Regions from separate parts of the Homo sapiens genome. Here region 2 is linked to region 1. A link is an interaction called in ENCODE POLR2A ChIA-PET data of the cell type or tissue named here. Cell type or tissue: PC-9. All regions are shown on one strand. Links, peaks and the distances in the headings refer to the core of each region. The heading gives the core; the rest is flanking DNA.

Region 1 (11,722 bases), core at 1,612-9,611:
ATTTCATGCCTACACTCAAGAAATAAGAGATTAAAATAGTGACTTAAAATAGTGATTATGCCGTGTGTGGTGGCTCATGCCTGTAATCCCAGTACTTTGGGAGGCCGATGCAGGCAGATCACCTGAGGTCAGGAGTTCGAGACTAGCCTGGCCAACGTAGTAAAACCTTGTCTCTACTAAAAATACAAAAACTAGCCAGGCGTGGTGGCGCCTGCCTGTAGTCCCAGCTACCCGAGAGGCTAAGGCAGGAGAACTGCTTAAACCTGGCAGGTGGAGGTTACAGTGAGCTGAGACTACGCCACTGCACTCCAGCCTGGGCAACAGAGTGAGACTCTCATAAAGTAAATAAAAGTAAATAAAATAAAATAAAATAAATCATTATATTGCTGTGAAATAAGCCAGACAAAAATTTTAAATATGCTTCACCAGACCAAAAGGGTGATACTGCCTGCACGTGCACAAAACATAAATGGAAGGTCATGGTGCTGTATCTGGAGTACTGTACATAATTTCAGGCACTAAAACACTGGCTACAGACCAACTAGAGAAGAACCAGAAAAGATTAATTAAATGGCATAGTAGAATAAAAGTACTGATGAAACAGCAAATATGCAATTAGGGATGTACAGAATGTATCCAAGAGCAAGACTTGAAAAGAGCATTGTATGTGAATATTTGGAAGATATAAAAACAAAAAACTGGTAGTGGAGGAAGAAGCGTAGCAAGGCAAAAATAGTGTAATAGGATGAAATACAGACTCAAATATTTAACGAAGATAAATGTTTTAAATTAAGGTATGAAACCTCCTAGAGGAACAGAGGGATAAAGGATGTTCTTCCTATCTCTAAAGATATCTGACAGAATAATCTCAGGAAATAACCTCTGAGGAGTCAATAAAACTCGACTTCAAATATGGGCAAAATGTACCTGAAGAGGATTCCTCCAACTCCAACCTACCACCTAAACAAATGCAGTGAAAAACAAAGGCTCAGGCTGGGCATAGTGTCTCATGCCTGTAATCCCAACACTTTGGGAGGCTGAGGCAGGAGGATTGCTTAGGCAACAGCTTTGAGATCAGCCTGGGCAACACAGTGAGACCCCGTCTCTATAAAAATAGAAAAATTAGCCAGGCATGATGGTGCACACCTGTAGTCCTAGCTACCTGGGAGGCTGAGGTGTGAGAATCACTTGCAGCAGAAGTTCAAGGCTGCAGTGAGCTAGGACTGTGCCACTGCACTCTAGCCTGGGTGACAGAGTGAGACTCTGTCTCAGAAAACAAACAAAAAACAAAAAAACCAAAGGACCAGTCCAACTCACACTACAATTGATAGGCACCCTATGCCAGGCCCTGGGCTGACCACTTTTTATGCGTTATCTTCTTTAATCCTGACCTCATCTTACTTTATAGAGGAGAAAGCCAAGAAATAACGATGTTAAATAACTTGACAAAGATAATGACAAAATTCAGATACAAACATAAGGATGTCTGAGTCCAGACACCCCTCTTCCTTACTGCACTCTAATGCCTCAACTCTAAGGTTTAAAACCAATGGGTTGGGGAGTGAAGGGCTCTTGGGCCTCATTAGTACAAATTTACAACAAAACAGCACAGGCTAAGGAGGCAAAAGTCAGATGCCACCCCTAAGCAATAAAAGCAGGGATGTTGGTAGAAAATAGCACTATTGCAACCAAGTCAGGAAACACTACTCTTTCTTTTAGTACTCTGATCAAGCCTCTAAAAGTCAACTATCTCAGAAAAGACAATGGAGTGACTTCTTCATAATTTACCTCCTGCGTTTCCTGAGAAGAGGGCGATCTAGAAGTTCATCTGCAGTAGGTCTCTGCTCAGGATCCTAAAAAGTAAAAATAGGGTTAGTTTTCACTTAATGGAAATGGGCGACATCGGATCTAAAGATGTTAATTAGTCAAAGACCACTGCATTATCCTTTTGTTTTAAAAATCATTTCTTATGTGATACTCCATATTTTATGCTTCTCACCTCATTATAATCAACACTTGTACATGAAGGAGAATGTTTATAATGCATCTTCCTCACTTGTTCAGTTAGGGCAGTGGCTCTTGAACCTCAATATATACAGAACAGAAGAATTACCTGAGGTGTTTGTTACAAATAAAGATTTCTGGGCTTTATCCACAGAGATTCTGATTGAGTTCGTCTGGGGTGGGGCCCAGGAATCTTCTTTTTACTTACAAAACTCCCCCATTCCCTGGTGATTCTGACTCCAGTGTTTCATGAAACATACTTTGAATAATACTAGAACTACACAGCAAGGGAACCATGAGATATGAGAAATACAGACATTCTGTATTAGAAGTGGTAAATTATCTTTCATTGCAGTTTTTTGAAATCTATATTCAGAAATTACTCTTGGTCATAAAAAATCGAGCACAATTTAGATGGGAAATTCATTTCACAAACTAACACTTACAAAACAGAATGAAGTAAGAATTTGTTCACTGAAGCACACAACTATAATGAATTACCAATACCTATTCTGGGTATAGCCACAAATACACTCTACCCTGGGGAAGTGGATGTGGTTTTGTATGGTTTATAGCTATGCCATACACCAAACACTGAGGCTGGAAGGGGAAATACGAAACTGAAGTGAATGTTTAAGTCACACCTACCTGGTCAAGGCACGAATGAACCATTTGGATCAATTCCAAAGAGTACTGGCTAGAGTCAACTTCCATGGCCCGAATTCCTTGCACGATCTTCACACACAGGTTAAGTGGGTTCTATGAGAAAATGATGACTGCATTGTTCCTGGTTATATAAAGATGATGCTATACTCTACTGGTAGGGGCTCTCAGGTGTCTGTGACCATTATTTAAAGAATTGGCAATAGGTCTGACTTCTTGTTATAACTACTAGTATGCATCAAAAAAAAATGGTTAGGGATGCACTGATGCTATCAGACAGAATGAAGCCAACTGGCCATACAATCTATAACTATGTGGCCAATAATATGATGCTCAGAGTATATTATAATCTGACCTTTCAACTGAATCCCAAGAAAAAGGAAAGCAAGATTAGCCATCCTTGTTGGCTTCATGTAGTTCCCTTGCCAACTAACTTGCGTCCTAATTTATATATCCTAATTGTGGCTGTACAGGCAATACTCTGCTGCAACAGATAAGGCAGTAATAATAATAAGATGATAATACTAACAATATTATGGTAATACCACCACCACATTATTGAGAGACTACTACAAACTAGACAGGCACATTACATATATGATATTTTTTAGCCTCACTAACACCATTCAAGGAAATTATTATCATTATCAATTTATATATGAGAAAAATGGGGCTCAGAGATGTAAAGTAACTTGCCCAAAATCACAGATAGTAAAAATGGAGCTATAATTCCAACCAAAGCCTGACTCCAAGTCATATACATATATACACATATATACACACATACATATACACACACATATATGTGTATATATGTATATGTGCATGTGTACATGTACACACACGTGTGTGCACATATATACACGTGTGTGTACATATATGCACACGTGTGTGCGTACACACACACACATTTCTTAAGACAGAGTCTCACTCTGTCACCCAGGCTGGAGTGCAGTGACACGATCTCCACTCACTACAACCTCTGTCTCCTGGGTTCAAGTGATGCTTGTGCCTCAGCCTCCTGAGTAGCTGGGATTACGGGCATGCGCCACCATGCCTGGATAATTTTTGTATTTTTTAGTAGAGACAGGGTTTCACCATGTTGGCCAGGCTGGTCTCGAACTCCTGACCTCAGGTGATCTGTCCGCCTCAGCCTCCCAAAGTGCTGGGATCACAGGCATGAGCCACCGCGCCCAGCCTCTGACTCCAAGTCATTTTTCTTCCACCATACTATTTAGGAGAATTAGATGATATACTAGAACAACCTTCAGGATTTAGAAAAATGAATAGGTCTTATGAAAGGGCAATGAATTTGCATTATCTTACATTTGCATTTTTCATATACATTATGAGAGAATCTCCGTGTGGGGAATATATATTGTTACCATGTTATAGATAATGAAACAGAGGATCAAAGAGATGAAGTGATTTGCCTAAATTCTCACACCTGGTTGGTAGAGGCAACTGGATATGAATCCACTTTAGCCCCTCAGTGTGCTCCATGGACCAGCAGCATCAGCATCACTTGGGAGCTTGTTAGAAACACAGACTATCAACCCCACCCCCCAAAAAAATCTGCATTTCAACAAGATGATTTTGTATGCATATTAAAGTTTGAGAAGCACTGCTTTATATCAGGTTGTACTTTAATTTACTTAAAAAAAGAAAAAAAGACTTAAAGGGATTCATTGTCCATAAAGCAATGACAATCTTTATTTATTTTTTAACAGATAAACATTTTTTTCCTAGTTAATGAATATTTTTAACACCCACGATGTGTTAGGTATTGCAGAAAATAAAGCAAACATTTGGAAGGGTTTTAGACTACCTGGCAAAACCACAGCTATATAAAAAAAGTAAGTACAATAAAGTGATACTGGTGCTATGTCAGAAGTGTTTACAAGATAGAATAAAGGCACAAAGAAGTAACAATTTAGAAAAAGGCATAAATATGCTGGGCATGGGGGCTCATACCTGTAATCCTAGCACAGGCCAAGGCAGGAGGATCACTTGAGGCCAGGATTTTGAAACAAGCTTGGGTAACATAGTGAGAACCCATCTCTACAAAAAATAGCCAGGTGTGGTGAGGCATGCCTGTAGTTCGAACTACTCAGGAGACTGAGGCGGGATGACTGCTGGAGCACAGGAGTTTGAGACTGCAGTGAGCTATGATCACGACACTGCACTCCAGGCCTGGGCAACAGAGTGAGACCCAAATAAAACAATTATCTTTTGCTCCCTTCCATTCTGTTCACTAGATTTGCATTCTTTTACACGTTTCTAGGAAAGTGATGCAGTAGCTGCATGATCATCTGGCTGCTGTTAATAATGTTCCAATTCCTACTGCTTGAAAAAGTGAACCATCATATTCCATTTTTTGCTTTTAAGAGATGAACTTTTAAATTTAATTTAATTTTAATTTTTTTTTGAGACAGGGTCTTGCTCTGTTGCCCAGGCTGGAGTACAGTGGTGCGATCTTGGCTTACTGCAGTCTCCACTTCCCGGGTTCAAGTGATCATTTCAACAGGGAATTCAAGTTGGAGATTTTTTTGAGACAGAGTCTTGCTCTGTTGCCCAGGCTGGAGTGCAGTGGCATGATCTTGGCTCACTGCAACCTCCACCTCCTGGGTTCAAGCAATTTTTGTGCCTCAGCCTCTCAAATAGCTGGGATTACAGGTGTGCGCCACCACACCCGGCTGAGTTTTGTATTTCTAATGGAGACGGGGTTTCACCATGTTGGCCGGGGTGACCTCAAGTGATCCACCCACCTCGGCCTCCCAAAATGCTGGGATTACAGGCGTGAGCCACTGCGCCTGGCTGGGTCTATAGCATTTTAGTAATAGATTACTAATCTTGTACCTGAATACAGGTTATTTTTGCCAGAAATCAGAAGCCTGGGAATAGAGTTGATCTGCTTAGTCAAGCTGTACCATTTGCAACCTGCTAAATGCAATATGGGGATAATATGCCAACTTACTGTAGCATCAAACGTCCTCTTTAAGGTAAGCAGTTCAAAAATGACGCAGCCAACTGCCCAGATATCAGACTTGAAATTGTACTTTACTCCTTGACAGAGCTCTGGAGACATGTAATATGGGGTTCCCACAAGCTGAGCAACAAAGAAACAATCAAAGAATAACTTCTTTTCTGAGGTAACTATGTTAACATTTCAACAGCTTAATTAAATTTCCTAGGAACTAGTCATAACAACCATAAAACATTCATCAGCAGATTCCAAAATGGTTTTTATGAGACGATGCCACTATGGAAAGAAATCTTATTCATATCAAACCTCTTGGGTCAATTATAAAGGGACAATCTCTGTGACAAAGGAACTGTGGTAACTTGAGGGGCTCAATAGCTCTGTGATTCCTAGATCACAGAGGCTTCAGGCATTCAAGGCCTACTGAAGACTTTACACAAACTTAAAGACATACTTAGTAGAAGTTCACCAATGGGAAAAAAATCCAAACACTGGCAGTGGGGAGATGGTAACTCAATGAAGGAATTAGATGTTCTAACTAAAATACGCGCAATGAAACTTTTAAAATGCCCAATTTGGCATCTGTTATACTAACACAGCTAGCGAATTTCCTTTGAATTTGAAAAAGATTTTCTGACTTCAAAAATAAATTTGGAAATAAAAATGTCCTAAGAAGTCATGCCTCTCCCAAGATGAGATATAATGAATGCCCTAGCAGCTCTAATAAAATTCATAGTCAGCTTTAAGCAGCAAAGCAAAGCAAATTTCAGATGGCTTACATGGCTTTTATAAATTTTCATATCATTCCTTCTTTGCATTTAACTAGCTAAAAAAAGTCAAGTCTTGGTTTTATCAGATTGTTCTTGATGAGAAAAATCCATATAAAGATATGATTGCTTCTTCAGAAGCTCACTTTGGCCTCCATCATAGAAACATCTGAGTCCCTGAAGCAGAGACTCCAAACCCTAAACATCTAAATTGCTTGCAGGCAAACCTTGACATTATTAAAAAAAAAATTATTGGCCAAAATCAGTTTTCAATTTCTTTTAAGGACAGAGCATTGTGAAACTAGAAGAATAACAACTGGGTTTTATAATTCCTAAAAGGATAAGATTACTGTCCTAAAGATCAACTTATGTCTACTCTTTACCAATGATCTTTCTCAAAATCATGTGAGAAGGGACCCCTGTGCAGTTCAGACTGTGTATAATATTAAAGAATGGATTGTTCTCTGAGCATCAGCCTTCACTTGAAATATAGGGTTCTCTTTGAACCAGAAGCATTCAAAGGAAAAACAAAGAGATGTCTAACACCTTGAGCTCAAACATTAAATAAGAGATAAAGTGAAATCTACTAAAGATCCTAACCTGGACAAAACAGTAAAGCATTTTGCTGCTTTTAGATAAGTCCCTAATCAGTGCTGGAAAAAGGCTATGAGGTCAGAGCTGTAACGTGGGCAATGACTTAAATGCCTGCTAGTGGGCCCAGGAAAAAGACTTCTGAAGACATGCATTAAAAGTATGGAGAACTTGCAAGAATATTGAGAAAAGTATGCAAGATTTAGGGAGTACAGTTATATTTCACAGTGCTAGAAAATAAAATAAAAATTAAGACAAGGGCAACACATACCGTCTCAGCCATGGAATACTCAGAATTAAGTTTCTTTGCTAGGCCATAATCTCCAAGTTTTATCAGGTTTGCCTTGGTCAGAAAAATATTTAATGTCTTTATATCTCTGAAAAAAAAAGATGCTGCAAATTAAGTTCACACAGATAATTGTTTTATTTCATCCCCCGCCTTGCCCAGGATTATTACAGAATAAAAATGAGTGTGGGCCGGGTACAGTGGCTCACATCTGTAATCTCAGCACTTTGGGAGGGCAAGGCAGGAGTACTGCTTGAGGCCAGGAGTTCTTCACCAGCCTGGGCAACATGGTGAGACCCCATCTCTACAAAAAATAAATTAGTCAGGAGTGGTGGCATACACTTGTAGTCCTAGCTTCTCGGGAGGTTAAAGCACCGAGAATCAGTTGAGCCCAGGAGGCTGAGGCTGCAGTGAGTCATGATTGCACCACTACATTCCAGCCTGGGCAACAGGGTGAGACCCTGTCTCAAAAACTAAAACAAAATAAAACAAAAAAAGAGTGTTACCATTGCTCATTCATTTAGGATATCCTAAACATCCCACAGTGGTCATCACTTTCACATGCTATTTAACACTGAAGTGGGGACTTTAAAGGAGTGAAGGCAGAGAATTAACTTCATCCTCTAGGGCTTCACAGCATAGAAATATCTCCCATACTACTGAAGCTATTAGGAAAAGTTGAGACGGTCAGATGAGGAAAATGGTGCTCTAGGTAACCATAATTCCCATAAGATACCACACCTCTTCAACTATCACTTATGCCTTGAATTAAGTGATATCAAGGCAACTTTAACAAACTTGGTTGGTGTCAAAGTTTCAAATAATCTGTTAAGGCAAGAGAAGAGGCCTACATGTCCCTGCAATGATATGATTAGGCCATTTAGTCATCTAAATAAAATCACAGGCTATTTTTCTAAAGATAAATTGACCATATGTAAAACAAAATAACTGTGCCTGGTTCACTATGTCTTCCTTTATTGAAAGATGCGAATAAACCAGAACAATATACTTTGTTACTTTTAAAAAGAAAATAACAACATGCAACAGAAGCCATTTAATAGCTATCAAGAAATACATGTTAACTGAATGAACAAACCAATAAAAAAAGAAATCTTAGTGTATTATAATTAATCTCTGGCACCAGTCAATGACTCACTTAAGAAGGGCATAATGATGTGAAAATGTTATTGAGATGCTTCTCTTCTATAGCTAGAAATGAATGCAATCATGCTTGTTTTTAAAGATCTGGTAAATTTGTACAAGTAAATATACAGAGTGAAGAGGCTTTTATTTAAATTAAAAGATCTTAATTATAGAATTAAAAAGAATTGCCAATTATTATTGCTGTGAATTCTTACCAAATACTACTTCTCATAGTGCCCTTCTAGGCTTTACTGATGAATTAACAAACTGAACTCTAAAATTTTTGTCTGTAAAATGACTTCAGTAGTACTTGGCTACTGAGGAGACTCTTCCTAGATCATAAACATGGTTTAACCTCAGGGAGTGAAAATAATATTGCTCATTACTTTCCTTTCCTAGTGATATCAATGGAAAAACTCTTGGCTGCTTAACCAAGAAAATAAAAGTGTTGTTGGGGGGGTATCCACGGTAGGGGCTGAATTGGTAGGGAAGAATCCATCCATAATTTTTTTTACTTCTTACCTATGAAGGATTCCAGCTTTATGGATGCAGCTCACTGCTGAAACAATCTGAAATAGGTACCACACCACCATCTGCAGAGAAAAAATAAATATTTGGATTAGAAACAAAAAGCTCCATTTAAGTAAATACACACACACATAAACAAACAAAACAAAGAAAACTGCAACCAGAAGTTATGATTCAACATGACTTGACATCTCTTCCTTGCAGGTTGAGTAGGCAAAGAAAAGTGAAGGGGTAAAAAACCACAAAAAACAGGTTCCTCATAAAATAGTTCCAATGTCATTATAATATATAGTATGGTAAAGCAGACATGTAGGAAAATTCAGGAAGAATGCAAAGTTATAGAAAACTGGGCATACCAGTACGCAGTAATAGAACCAGGAAAGAAAGCCCACAGAGAATCATGATGTGGAGGTAAAACGTTTAGGAAGCAGCTATAGACAGCTTCCTTGTTAGAGGTTTCCTTTCTCATGAATATCAGAGCCTGGAAGGAGTCTGAACAAAAGGAAAAAAACACTCTTCACTATTGGAAGAGTAAATACAGAACTAGAATGCAAGAATTACAACACTACAATTCTAACTTCCTTCCACAGAAATATGAATTACCTCTTCCTCAAACAACTTGTCCTTCTGACGAAGGATTTTGTCATACAGGTTCCCTCCTGCAATTAAACAAGACACAGATTTGAATTGCTTAATACAGATCAAAGCTTGGCTCCTGTAACAGGTTTTTTTAGGTGACACAAGGAAATGAAGGATTCTGCTTTCTCTCCATAGGCAACTACTTCTTTTGACTTTTCACATGGGCACAAAACTCTTCCCATCTCTCAAGGACCGCATCAGAAATATTCTTCAAAGATCTCCCTCTCTAACACAAGAGGCGTAATTAAAAAAAAGACATTTTTAGAAAAGATGTGAGTAAAGACCATTCTTGTTGTTCCCAACAAGTGAAGTATATTCAAAATCAGATTTCTTTTCTAGAACTCTCCTTTAAGGACTCTACAATATTTTTGTAACAACTCTCCCAGTTGTGACTACTATAACATCTGGATTAGGCTGGGCACATTGGCTCACGCCTATAATCCCAGCACTTTGGGAGGCTGAGGTGGGCAAATCATTTGGGTTTGGGAATTTAAGACCAGCCTGGGCAACACGGCAAAACCCTTGTCTCTACCAAAAATACAAAAAGTTAGCCAGCTGTTGGGGCATGTGCCTGTGGTCCCAGCTAATCAGGAGGCTAAGGTGGGAGGGTCGCCTGAGCGTGGGAGGATCGCCTGAGCCTGGGAGGCGGAGGTTGCAGTGAGCTGGGATCGCACCACTGCACTCCAGGCTGGGTGACAGTGAGAGTCTATCTCAGGAAAAAAAGAAAAAAATTGGGTTACACCTGTGATGCAATGTTTTGTATTTATAGGGTATATATTGACAAATTTTCTACTTCACACCGAAATATTTCCCAAAATTTAGGGTCTACCCCTAGACTGTTTCCTATCATTACTCTCTTTACTAATTTCTTCCTGTGGAATAAGTGTGAATTTACTTCTCTCTTTCCTTTACCAAGTAATACAGACTGCAAGTAATCATGGTTCATCTTACATCCCACCTGCAACTATAACTTACACTTTAGCCCTGGGTAAGTTTTTACAACTTCTTTTCCCCTGCAACTTAATAACTCAGTTTCAATAAATGTATCATTTGTTCCAGTTCTTCCTAACCACAAAAGAAGTTAACTACCTAGGGCTTCTGCTACTTCGAAAATTTTTAACAGAATCTTGTATATGGCATTGATCACCAATGATCATAATATACAAGAGTTTACACAAGGAAGTCGTAAGTGACGAATATGCTGGGACCTCTTTAGCATGCAGTTCAGAAAAGGGCTTTGGAGGTTCTCCTGTGCAATAAGATGATTAACAGCTAGTACAGTATGTAGCAAACACTTTCTACCTACCAAGCACTATGCATGTAATACAACAATCCTAGAAAGTAGGTACTGTTATCAACAAACTTTTTTTTTTTGAGATGGAGTCTCGCTCTGTCACCAGGCTGCAGTGGCATGATCTCCACTCACTGCAACCTCCAACTCCCTGGTTCAAGCGATTCTCCTGCCTCAGCCTCCCGAGTAGCTGGGATTACAGGCACGCGCCACCATGCACAGCTAATTTTTGTTATTTTTAGTAGAGACTGGGTTTAACCATGTTGGCCAGGATGGTCTCGATCTCCTGACCTTGTGATCCTCCCAAAGTGTTGGGATTACAGGCGTGAGCCACCACGCCCAGCTTTTTTTTTTTTTTTTTTTTTTTTGAGACAGGGTCTGGCTCCATCGCCCAGGCTGGAGTGCAGCGGTCTGAGCTCACAAGCTCACTGCAACCTCTGCCTCCCAGTCTCAAGCCATCCTCCCTCCTCAGCCTCCCAAGTAGCTGTGACTACAGGTGCACACCACCCAGCTAATTTTTTGTATTTTTGGTAGTGACAGGGTTTCACTATGTTGCCTAGGCTTTCCTCAAACTCCTATGCTCAAGTGATCTGCTTGTCTTGGCTTCTCAAAGCGCTGGGATTACAGGTGTGCACTGTCCCTGGCCAACAAACTCATTTTAAAATGACAAAACTGCTGGGCATGGTGGCTTAAGCCTGTAATCCCAGCACTTTGGGAGGCGGAGGTGGGCGGATCACCTAAGGTCAGGAGTTCGAGACCAGTCTGGCCAACGTGGCAAAACCCTGTCTCTACTAAAAATACAAAAATTAGCTGGGCGTGGTGGCGCA
Region 2 (11,722 bases), core at 1,913-9,912, 73 kb before region 1:
TCTTGTGCCTTAGCCTCCTGAGTAGCTGGGACTACAGGTGCACACCACCATGCCCAGCTAATTTTTGTATTTTTAGTAGAGACGGGGTTTTGCCATGTTGCTCAGGCTGGTCCTGAACTCCTGGCCTCAAGCCATCCACCTGCCTCACCTCCCAAAGTGTTGGGATTACAGGTGTGAGCCACCGCACCCAGCCTTCATAATATTCTTAGTTTTAGATTGGCTTTCCCTAATCCATCCAAATCATTGAAACTATATTATATACCAAAAATAATCATTAAAAAAAGGTTACAAGAAGACCAGCTGGTTAATCATTCAGGCTAAACTCCATTCTTACCTGCCTCGCCATTCTCTTCAGTCTTAGTGCTCATCAAACAGGCAATAAACTTGTTATCTACTTGCTGGAGAACCTGTCAGACATTCAAATAAGTGGTACAACACTAAATAAAAATTAACAAAGGCTTATTTGCATAGAAAGATACAGAACTGTATTTTATTTAGAGTTGTTTGCCTTATCACACTCCTTTCTTTGAGACTGGGTAAGGTTCTGATGAACCAGAAAAAGTCACTAGGAAGGATGAAAGAATGGGCAGGTGGAGTTGATCAGAAGATGTAAGGGGAGGGAGGCGACAGGGGAAGACAGACTCCCACGTCTCAGAGTGGTGTGCTAGCAATACTTTAGAGAAGGCCTGAGATGTTCCCAACAGAGTGACTCTTGAGAATAGGTAATGTGACCAGAGATTGCTAACATACAGGCTGAAATAAATTTTTAAAATTTATATGAAAGCAAGGAAAACGATTATGGAGAAACTAGTCTATTTTTATTTTTATTTATTTTTAATTTTTTTTTTTTTGAGACGGAGTCTCACTTTGTCACCCAGGCTGGAGTGCAATGGTGTGATCTCGGCTCACTGCAAGCTCTGCCTCCTGGGTTCATGCCATTCTCCTGCCTCCATGCCATTCTCCTGCCTCAGCCTCCCGAGTAGCTGGGAGTACAGGTGCCCGCCACCACGCCCAGCTAATTTTTTGTATTTTTAGTAGAGACGGGGTTTCACCGTGTTAGCCAGGATGGTCTCGAACTCCTGACCTCATGATCCACCCACCTCGGCCTCCCAAAGTGCTGGGATTACAGGCGTGAGCCAGCGCGCCCGGCTGCTAGTCTATTAAAGAAGTAAGTTAAAAGCCACTGGTGGCTTTAGACCTTGGTGGTTCCTCTCTGTCTAGGTACTTGAGGCTCTCCAATACCCCCGAGCCTATACCACTGCCCCAGGGTCTATTTCTGGATCAACTGCTTGCCTGCTCTGGTACCAGGTCAATGCCAGGTTAGGAGTTTACCCAAATTTGTTAGCCTCCTAATTTGTTTCCGTACTGAAAACAAAGGGAATAAGACAGCCATGGTGGTAAACACAAGGCAAAATAGAAAAGCAGATCAGACAAAGGGTCCCTTTTGTGAAATGACTTCTCAATATGGGCTTTCCCAAACCTGTGTAGGCTCACACAATAGAAGGTAATTTCTAAAAGGGCACTGTTGCACACTTAAGGACAAGGTCACTAAAGGACTTTGATTTATAAATTATTGCCAAATATAAAGTCAATATATAATCTTCTGCAGGAGAACCTTGAGAATCCTTGAAACTGTCAGCCTGAATCCATAATTCATTCCCTCCAAACCTACTTACACTACTAAAGATATTTCTTTCTTTGTAATTATAATTAATCCCTTGCTTTTTCTTCTGATGATAAAAGTTCTAGTAAGAACACACACACACACACACACACACACACGTGCCTTGACCAAGGTGGTCTATATCATTAAATAAATCAAATTTTAGAAGAGTTAGGCCATATATATATATATATATATATATATATATATATATTTATGAGATTTTGAAGTTAATCTTTTACCTGCATTGAATGAATCATTCCTTTGGTGAAACGATAGGGATACAAGATGTTGTGAATTTTAACTGCTAAGCTCTCAGCCTGGCCACTGCTTACATCAACAGCAACCTAGAAAGACTCAGCAAAATATAATTGAAATTTTAATTTTTGTGTCAGAATTGTTTTACCAAAGATATCAGAGTGCTTTAAAAGCATTCATTTTTATTTAGCCTACTAGAGGTGGGTTTAATTCAGGGAATTTATAGAAATTCAAAAGAATCGGCCGGGCGTGGTGGCTCACACCTGTAATCTCAGCACTTTGGGAGGCTGAGGCGGGCAGATCACGAGGTCAGGAGATCGAGACCATCCTGGCTAACATGGTGAAACCCCATCTCTACTAAAAAATACAAAAAATTAGCTGGGCGTGGCGGCAGGCGCCTTTAGTCCCAGCTACTTGGGAGACTGAGGCAGGAGAATGGTGTGAACCCGGGAGGCGGAGCTTGCAGTGAGCTGAGATCACGCCACTGCACTTCAGCCTGGGCGACACAGCAAGACTCTGTCACAAAAAAAAAAAAAAAAAAAAAAAAAAAAAAAAAAATTCAAAAGAATTTATGAATAATGAGTCTTACATAAAAATTTTTGCTTATAAACAAAATTACTGACAAAACAAAAAAAATTGTTTCACAACAACAATTTGTCTATGTTCCATGATCAAGTCCTCAAATGATATCTTGAGGAAAGAACTGGTAAACAAATGCTCATCTATTATACACCCTGTTTATAACATGCACAGTACATTCTGTGAAAATACACTGAGGAGAGAACATCCATGCGGGGCCAATGAGGAACTGTTCCTCCAGTAGAAGATGTGTGGCTTTATCTAATGATAACAATTTCATTATCACCACCCTGAATACTGTGCCAAAGCTACAAGTCAGGGTTTCTGAGAGTGGTAAACACATTCACTGTTCTCACATTGATTATACATGTTTAATCCAAAATGCCTGAGTTCCCAAATGCTATAAATTTTATTTCTCCCCTCTACATTAAACAGTAATTTCCAAATACATAATTTGGAAATATGCCCAGTTTCCAATCATAATTACAAATTAATATAGTCTTGCATGCCCATACCCAGCTTAAATAAAATTCAAATTTTATTTTTAACTAATTTACTTATTTTTTAAGAGATGGAGTCTCACTGTGTTGCCCAGGCTATAGTGTGCAGTGGCTAGTCACAGGTGCAATCAGCACACTATATAGCCTTGAACTTCTGGCCTCAAGTGATCCTCCCACCTCAGCCTCCTGAGTAGCTGAGACTATAAGTGCATGCCACTGTACCCATCTTGAAACTCAAAGTTTAAAATAACAGGCAAAGAAAGGCTGGGCGTGATGGCTCACACCTGTAATCCCAGGACTTTGGGAGGCTGAGGCGGGCAGATCACCTGAGGTTGGGAGTTAGAGACCAGCCTGACCAATATGGAGAAACCCCATCTCTACTAAAAATACAAAATTCGCTGGGCGTGGTGGCAGGTGCCTGTAATCCCAGCTGCTCGAGAGACTGAGGCAGGAGAATTGCTTGAACCTGGGAAGCGAAGGTTACGTGAGCCGAGATCATGCCATTGCATTTCAGTCTGGGCAACAGGAGCAAAACTCCATCTCAAAATTTAAAAAATAAGAAGAAGAAGAAGAAAAAAAAAAGGCAAAGAAAAACTGCTACAGACCCACCTCTGGATAACGGGCAAATACTGGATTGTCCCATTCTGAGAACAAAGACTGAAGCGATTCGCTACTAACAGTATCATCCACAGTATCTAGGGCAAAAGGGAACAGGTAAAGTTGGCATCCAGAACCACAGGGAAAGGAGGGAATGGCATTTCCTGTTTGGTGAGCCATAGCCTCAAGACCAAAGGTCACGTACATTGTTTCTATGTTCTACAAATGTTCAGTGTTTGCTGTATCTCTAAATTATTTTGATCTGTTACTTTTTAAACTAGAGTTGGTGACTGTATCTTCTGGCATTACAGCTTTTCTCCAAACTGTTAAAAGAGATATTGTGGAATACTGACAGAGAAGCTATGGCTCAAATTTATAGCCTTACTGCCTTTAAGCAAAATATACCTTATCTATTTTTAAACATACACACAAAATTGATGTCTGTAGCTTTTTTTGAAGAGTTTTGCTTACATAAAACTACAGCAACTTGGAGTGCAAGTCCAGCCTTTTTAAAAATAAGAAACATGTCCCCTAATCACAAGACACCACAGACTATGCATAATCAGCAAATATTGACCTCAAGTCTGGAAAAGTAATTTCTGACCTAAATGCATGCGCTGAATTAATTAGTTCCGCTGTTAAACAGGGCCGTGGGGAATTCCTGATTCCAGTACAGCACAGCTGGCACTGATCAAGCTTAATGCAAGCCTGCTTTGTTTTTTGAGTTAGGTGGTACGATGTGTACTGTGTGCCCCAGCACTCTCTGCCACCCTTACCTCTGTTATCCTGTCTCATCACAGTCCTCTCTGCTCGAGCTCTCGGAAGGAAAGGAAGAACAAGGTCGCTTCTAAAAGGTTGACACCTGTACTGAGACCCTAAATATAAGAAAGAAAAACCTAGAAATGTGAACTTAAAATACAAGTAAACTCTTTAAAAATTTAATCACATAAAACCTCTTTCTGCACAAACTGAGTCAAGACATAAAGCAGACTACTAAACACTAGATTGAGAATCAGAAATCCTTTAATGAAATTATGCTGTCCATATAGGACTCTATATTAATGCTTAGTTCCATTATCTATTCATACCAGACAGAATGAAGACCTAGAATAGGTCACTGTGATTCTCACTGGGGGGCAATTTTGCACGAGGGGACATTGGCAATGTCTTGAGACCCTTTTTTTTTTTTTTGAGACGGCGTCTCGCTCTGTCGCCCGGGCTGGAGTACAGTGGCGTGATCTCGGCTTACTGCAACTTCCGCCTCCCGGGTTCAAGCAATTCTCCTGCCTCAGCCTCCCGAGTAGCTGGGATTACAGGCATGCGTCACCACACCCGGCTAATTTTTTTGTATTTTTAGTAGACATGGGGTTTCACCATATTGGCCGGGCTGGTCTCAAACTCTTGACCTTGTGATCCACCCGCCTCGGCCTCCCAAAGTGTTGGGATTACAGGCGTGAGCCACTGTGCCCGGCTTGAGACACTTTTCATTGTCACAACTTGAGTAAAGGGTTCTACGTTCTACTAGCATCTAGCAGATAAAGGCCACGGATGCTGCTAAATATTCTACAATGCATAGGACAAACCTTACAACAAAAAATTACCCAGAGAAGCCCTGTGTTAGACATACAGCAGTACTTGTCAGCCATAACTTGGTGCAACCTTCACAAATCTCCAACTTATGTCTCTTATCTCCAATGTATGTCTCTATCCTAACATTTGTCTCATTATAATACAATTATATTTAGATAGCTATCTTCCCTAATAGTACTGTGAACTCCTAAAAGCAAAGTCAGTTAACCTGCAACGTGACAGCACCTAGCACAGTGTGGATGATCAACAAATGCTGCATGAAAAAGTGAACAGGTAGACAAATGAAAGGTTCTCAATTCAAACTCCAGAGTCTAGTAAGATCTGGCCCAAATGCTGTTCTTCTCCATGAAGGATAATCAGATTTGAGTTTTAGAAACAATGCTGAATTTGACAGCTTTAGAACAGGAGGAAAACATGAGAGATAAATCTGTTGGACTAAACCTGGAGAGGTTAAGAATGATAAAATTAAGATAATGAAGTGAAATAAGGTTTATAACTACAATAGAAAGAACTGCATAAAATATATTTTAAAGAAAAAATTACCAAGGCTTGGGGACTTGACACTACTCCTCAAAATCACCTTTATAGATCCTCCTTCTGTACATTAAAATGTATCTTTTAGGCTGGTGGCTCACGCCTGTAATCCCAGCACTTTGGGAGGCCGAGGCGGGCAGATCACCTGAGGTTGGGAGTTTGAGACCAGCCTGACCAACATGGAGAAATCCCGTCTCTACTAAAAATACAAAATTAGCCAGGCATGGTGGCGCATGCCTGTAATTCCAGCTACTCAGGAGGCTGAGGCAGGAGAATCGCTTGAACTCAGAAGGCGGAGGTTGCAGTGAGCCGAGATCGCACCATTTCACTTTAGCCTGGGCAACAAGAGCGAAACTCCGTCTCAAAAAAAAAAAATTGTCTTTTAACAATTTATTTCATGTAACACTTTTATGTAAAGTTTGACAATGTCCTGATGTCATGATGTATATCAGCCATTTCCAGAAAGGTAGCAGGGTACTGAGGAGCCATCTGTTCATGGAACTTCTTTCTATACCAAAAATATTTTTCATTAGGAAACTATCAGTTAACATGACCCTCAAAAGTTCATAAAAAAGTATGCTAATCCAGAATGTTAAGTAGGTTAAAGTGTTTTAAACGTCTATATTCAAAAGGAAGAAATATTTACGTTGAATATGGCAGCTAAGATTTCCCCCTTTCTTTTAGCAACAGCCATCTCACAGTATAATGTAATCCAGTTATTTTTTGGCACCATATCAGAAGCAGTTGCATTTCAGGAAGATGAGGTGTCAGTGCTGTAGATTTACCTCTGAAAAGCCTTCAGTGTAAGTCAGGACATAAAACCACATAGATTGAAAAGCACATAAAGTGGCTTTAAGAGCAACTTGATAGTCTCAGGAACAACAGTGAAAGAAATGAGTTTTCTCCTAATGAATACTACAAAATACTATGAAATACTACTGAAGTTACTACAGTGATTTTTTTTTCACAAGGAAAAACAGAAAAACACTGAAAAGTAAAGGTTTCATTTAACCTTAAAGAAACCACAGCTTTCTGCTAGAGATATTCATCGTCAGGAGAAATTAGAAATTGACTTATAACTACATTTATACATGTTCCATTCTTCTGCAGCATTCAAAATTTTAAATACGGATACAGATGTAATGTTTATCCTCCTAGTGCAAAGCCAAGATTATAGCCAGATGGAAATCAGCTTTATCACCTCCCAACATCTGGCTCTCAACACACTGCCAAAGCAATATCACTTTAAATGTGGACCGAGAACCCAGAGTCCTAGTGCAGGCTCTAATGTAGCCCTGTGGTACGATCTAAAAGCTATATTGGTTGGGTGCAGTGGCTCACGCCTATAATCCCACCACTTTGGGAGGCCGAGGCAGGTGGATCACCTGAGGTCAGGAGATCGAGACAAGCCTGGCCAACACGGTAAAACCCTGTCTCTACAAAAACACAAAAAATTAGCCGGGTGTGGTAGCGGGTGCCTGTAATCCCAGCTACTTGGGAGGCTGAGGCAGGAGGATCCCTTGAACCTGGGAGGCGGAGGTTATAGTGAGCCGAGATCACGCCACTACACTCCAGCCTGGGCAACAAGAGTGAAACTCTGTCTCAAATAAATAAATGCCATATTATTGTCTTCCTGAATAACAGCTACTTGTACCATAAACACATCAAGGAGATTTTACCATATGCATTATAATAAAGTACATTTGAAAAGTATAGTCATGAAAGTATATACTTGACCTATATTTTGAAAATTCATGGACAAGTCCTACTTTCTAGAAAGAAAAAGCTCATAAATGTAGTACTGTACTAAGCCATAGAGTTTACTGGGAAACCTAGGATGATTACAGAATCATTCTGGCCCTTAACCTGGAAGCCACGCAGAGAAACTTCCAGTAAAATACCATGCTGACACTGCAGGTGCCTTTAAAGACACATTTCTAGGAAAGCTGGGCATTTAACAGGAAGGGAAAACAAGGTAGGAAAGTACTGTGGATCTTCCCAACTATTAATAGTATCATTTTTATTAAAATTGGACAGTCTCACCCCTTTTGTTGTTGCTCTAGGTATATACCCATCACCCCCTTTCTTACACATACACACACCCATAGACACATATACACACACTGACATCCTTTCACTGTACTTCTCCATTTAAATAGTGTTGGACCTAGAGGCTGCGTGCGGGCTCACACCTATAATCCCAACACTCTGGGAGGCCGAGGCAGGTGGATCACTTGAGGCTAGGAGTTTGAGACCAGCCTGGCCAACATAGTGAAATCCTGTCTCTACTGAAAATAAAAAAATTTAGCTGGGCATGGTGGCATGCTCTTGTAATCCAAGCTACACTGGAGGCTGAGGCAGGAGAATCGCTTGAACCAGGGGGGCAGAGGTTGCAGTGAGCTGAGATCGCACCACTGCACTCCAGCCTGGGTGACAGAGCAAGACTCCGTCTCAAAAAAAAAAAAAAAAAAAAGTAGTGTTGGACGTAGCAAATCTTCATATAGCATGAAAATACAACATATGTTTTATAAGTGGTCTTCAAAATGTTCTATCTGTTGAGATAATCTCTTTGGATAATGAGGATCTTACTCCTTGTCCAGCATTCCCATCTTCAAAAGCATCTCATGCACATGAATACTACGTACTTACCATTCTCAAGTACAACATCCACAGCCACAGTTGTCAGGTCTTTAGTACAAGCAGCCTGAATGTCCTCAGTTGGGGCAATGAATGTGCTGAGTCCAGTCATTTTGTTGACATAAACCATTCTTCCCAGGGCTACATCGAAATGCCGCTGCCAATCTGAACAACACGTGTTTGACTCTTCAGTTTCAGAACAAGCTCTTGCTTTAGATTCCTCACTCTGAAAACAAATTCCATTTTGGTCACCTGTGGCATCTTCTACCGGATTCATTAACATTCCACTGGGAGAGTCAAGACTTCCTATCTGTTGTTCTGAGGCTCTGATAAGAACATCTGAATCTTTACCGGTAACTTTAGAATTATTATAGGGCAATACCAAAGGAGTTTCTGATATCACACAGTTCTCTGTTGTATTGCTGTTAGAATGTGTTTTACTATTTTTATTAAAGGAATTATCCTGTGTGGCAGAATCTGATGTTGGGATGACACCATTCTCTGTTTTTTCATGCTTGTTGTTAAATAACATACAAAAATCTTGTGTTAACACACTGCACAACTTGCTGTCTTTCCTACTGGAATCTGAATTTGGAAGTTCATTAAAACGACTCATCATCCCCATTGTTTGAGTTTCTCTTTCGGAACCCTTCAGTCTGGATAATTTAGAGGCTAGTGATTCAGATGACTTCTCAAGGTCCAAAGGTTTTCTATTAAAGAGAGATAACTCCTTCAGGGTCATAGGACTTTCTCTCAAACTAGGCATCTGTTGTTCTAAACAATCTTCATCCTTGGAGAATGGAAACTTCTCTGAGTTAAGGATGTGGCTTGCTGGTTGACAACTACTATCTGAATCACTATGCTCCATAGTAGTGATTTTACAAACATCAGAGTTCTCTAAGCGGTTCTTGTCCTTCAGCAGAATGTCAGGTTCAACTTGAAGACTGAGATTGGTAGTGACTCCATTACTTTCCTCTACTTCTGTATCCAGAGGATTTTCAACCTTCCCATATTGCCTCTTAAACTTCTCTAAAGATCCTAGCTGTGAACTCAAGCTTAGCTTCTTACGGACGATTGGTTTGGAGAAACCAATTAATTTATCTGTTTTCCTACTATCATTGGAAACGTGTCTATACCAGGGGAAAGAGGGGGATGTATCAGATAATATGCAATCTGTTTGTGATTTTTTGCTACCTTCCTGAAAAGCAGAAAACATTGTATAAGTTGCTGTAGGTTCATTCTCTAGCCCATAACTTATATTCGTTCTGCAATTTTTTTTGTTGGGCAATTGACCAGATTCTTTACTTAAAGTGCTGGCTAAATCTTTGATGTCTGGAGTTTCAACTGAATGACGTGTTCTATTTCCAAATGTTTCTTGGGCACGTGTGGGACCAGGTCTAACATAATTTTTAAATGAATGTTCTGTTTCAGTTGATTTAGTTTTTTCATTTTGTACTACATGAGTTATAAAGCCAGTGGAACATAATTTAACTCGCCCATAACTAAAAACATTTCTTCTTCCACAATTGCTAGATTCTTTTTTTTTCTCTTTCTCTGTCTGAGCACTATGTACTCCCCATAATGTTGTTGCAAAAGGCAGAGGCTGGCATCCCACTTCAGTAGCATCTTTAAATCTCTTTGGTTGATTCTGAATTCTATTATTTTTCAAGATGTTGGCAGCCATGCCATTAACAGTAGTACTTTCTTTCCATATTTCTAGATCCTGCCCACTCTCCTCAAAGTGACATGGTGTCTGAAAAGGGCTTAAAAACATTTCTAAACTGGTTCCACACGGATTTTCTAAAGAGCTATGTTCCAGGAAAGATTTTTTATGTTTCTCATTTTCTCCAGCTTCTGATGCTACAATTGTCTCTTGTTCTAACATCTTTGATTCTGAGCAAGAGCTGTCTTTGTTTTGTAAAGATGGCTCTGTCATTTTGCTATGGCCTGGACCACCTGATTCATAAATGTACAAAAATGCATCATTTGTATTTTTTCTGGTAGCTTCTGAATCCCTAGAACTCTGTGTGTTTACGTTTTCTGCAGTAGTTTTTCTTTTCACAGCTTTTGACTGCAAATTAAACATCTCATAGGAATCTAAAATATTATTACATGCTTCCTGGAAATTGCTCCTCTCATCGGAAGTCACACGCTTCTGAAGAGTAGCATCAAATAAACTAAAACCATTATCTTCACTAAATTCCTTAATATCCTCACCTGATAATTCCACAAATAATTTTTCTTGCTTTAAAAACATTTTCACTCCTTCCTGAATGCAAAACAAGAGAGTGTCCCAGTTCTGAAATTCAATCAGAGTTTTGGCTGGCTCCATGCACACATCATACTCACAGAATTGGCACTGCACATTAATTACATATATGCCATAGAGTTCTGGGGTAGACCGGTGCCGAAGACTTGAATTCATTTGCCTACTGGTGGGACCATTCTTTGGCTTGCATATAATACTTTCTTTCCTTAATAAAAAGTCAATGAGTTTATGTAGCTTTGTCCTTAAAACTAGTCTTTTGTTCACAAACAAAAACTGCATATTCTTGTTGTAATGTGCTTCAGAGCTGATATAGCCACTAAGCTCAAACTCTTTATATTTAAAACTTATTTCTCTTAGCTTTTGGGACTTTCCCAATCCATAAATTTGACAAAATCGGGAACATACGTCTTTGGTTTTAGGGAGCTGAAGAACCATGGAACCAGAAACATCATTTCTCAAAGAGAAAGAAATGGAAGGGTGCATGAGTGAGAGAGCTTCTATTCTCTGCCTAACCTTCTCAAACTCCAGTCTAGGGTCCATGCATTTCCTCCTTACAGGAAGCTGGTAAAATAGGTTATACACTGTTACAGTAGTCCCAGCGCTTGCTCTAGTCACATCAGCTTCACAAGCTTTCAGGGCTTTTCCACTCTGAAACAGTTTCACAAAAGTTTTCATTGTCCTGTTTTTCTTGGACGAAATTTCCACAGCACTGGCCATGTCAGCAATATTTGCCAAGGCCTCTCCTCGGAAACCATAAAACCTTGGATTCTCCAAGTCCTGTACCGAGTGGCATTTACTGGTGAAATAACGATTTCCCACTTTCTCTACATCATCACTCCCCATCCCAAATCCATTGTCTATCACTTGAACTTGGAAGGTTTCCATATTCACCCTGACAGCCACACATTTTGCTTCAGCATCAATACTGTTGAGGGCAAGTTCCTCAACACATTGGCCCAAGGAGCTTATGGCCAAACCAGAACGCAATTTGGCTTGTACTTCAACTGACAAGCACTTGATCATGGTAGGTAGAAAGATGGTGAGAATGCCAGGCACTGGTTTCCTTCTCTGACTGGAAATAATTGCCTATTGGAG

What was found. ChIA-PET counts read pairs that join two places held together with the same protein. Peaks named below come from ENCODE experiments on the same cell type or tissue, not always from the same donor. Only the 100,000 strongest peaks of a DNase experiment are listed, where the experiment ranks them.
Region 2: POLR2A ChIA-PET joins it to region 1 with 6 read pairs; 2 of 35 experiments call an interaction of 5 or more read pairs at or near these places.

Annotation. Positions count from the first base shown.
Region 1 is chr14:75,111,551-75,123,272 of GRCh38, forward strand. NEK9 (NIMA related kinase 9) reads right to left here. Exons shown (of 22, transcript NM_033116.6): 3 at 9,569-9,624; 4 at 8,960-9,030; 5 at 7,280-7,385; 6 at 5,645-5,776; 7 at 2,653-2,763; 8 at 1,789-1,853. It also overlaps the pseudogene HIF1AP1. Among named protein-coding and RNA genes, the nearest start is that of NEK9, 9.6 kb to the right of the region's middle. In PC-9, for the core only: no CTCF peak of the experiment used is centred there; DNase peaks (open chromatin) are centred at 9,211 and 9,611; H3K27ac peaks cover 881 bases.
Region 2 is chr14:75,038,006-75,049,727 of GRCh38, forward strand. It overlaps MLH3 (mutL homolog 3), which reads right to left. Exons shown (of 13, transcript NM_001040108.2): 2 at 8,371-11,713; 3 at 4,374-4,472; 4 at 3,610-3,695; 5 at 1,906-2,010; 6 at 335-407. The coding sequence starts at 11,650. Among named protein-coding and RNA genes, the nearest start is that of MLH3, 7.6 kb to the right of the region's middle. In PC-9, for the core only: no CTCF peak of the experiment used is centred there; DNase peaks (open chromatin) are centred at 3,676 and 6,466; H3K4me3 peaks cover 224 bases; H3K27ac peaks cover 2,706 bases.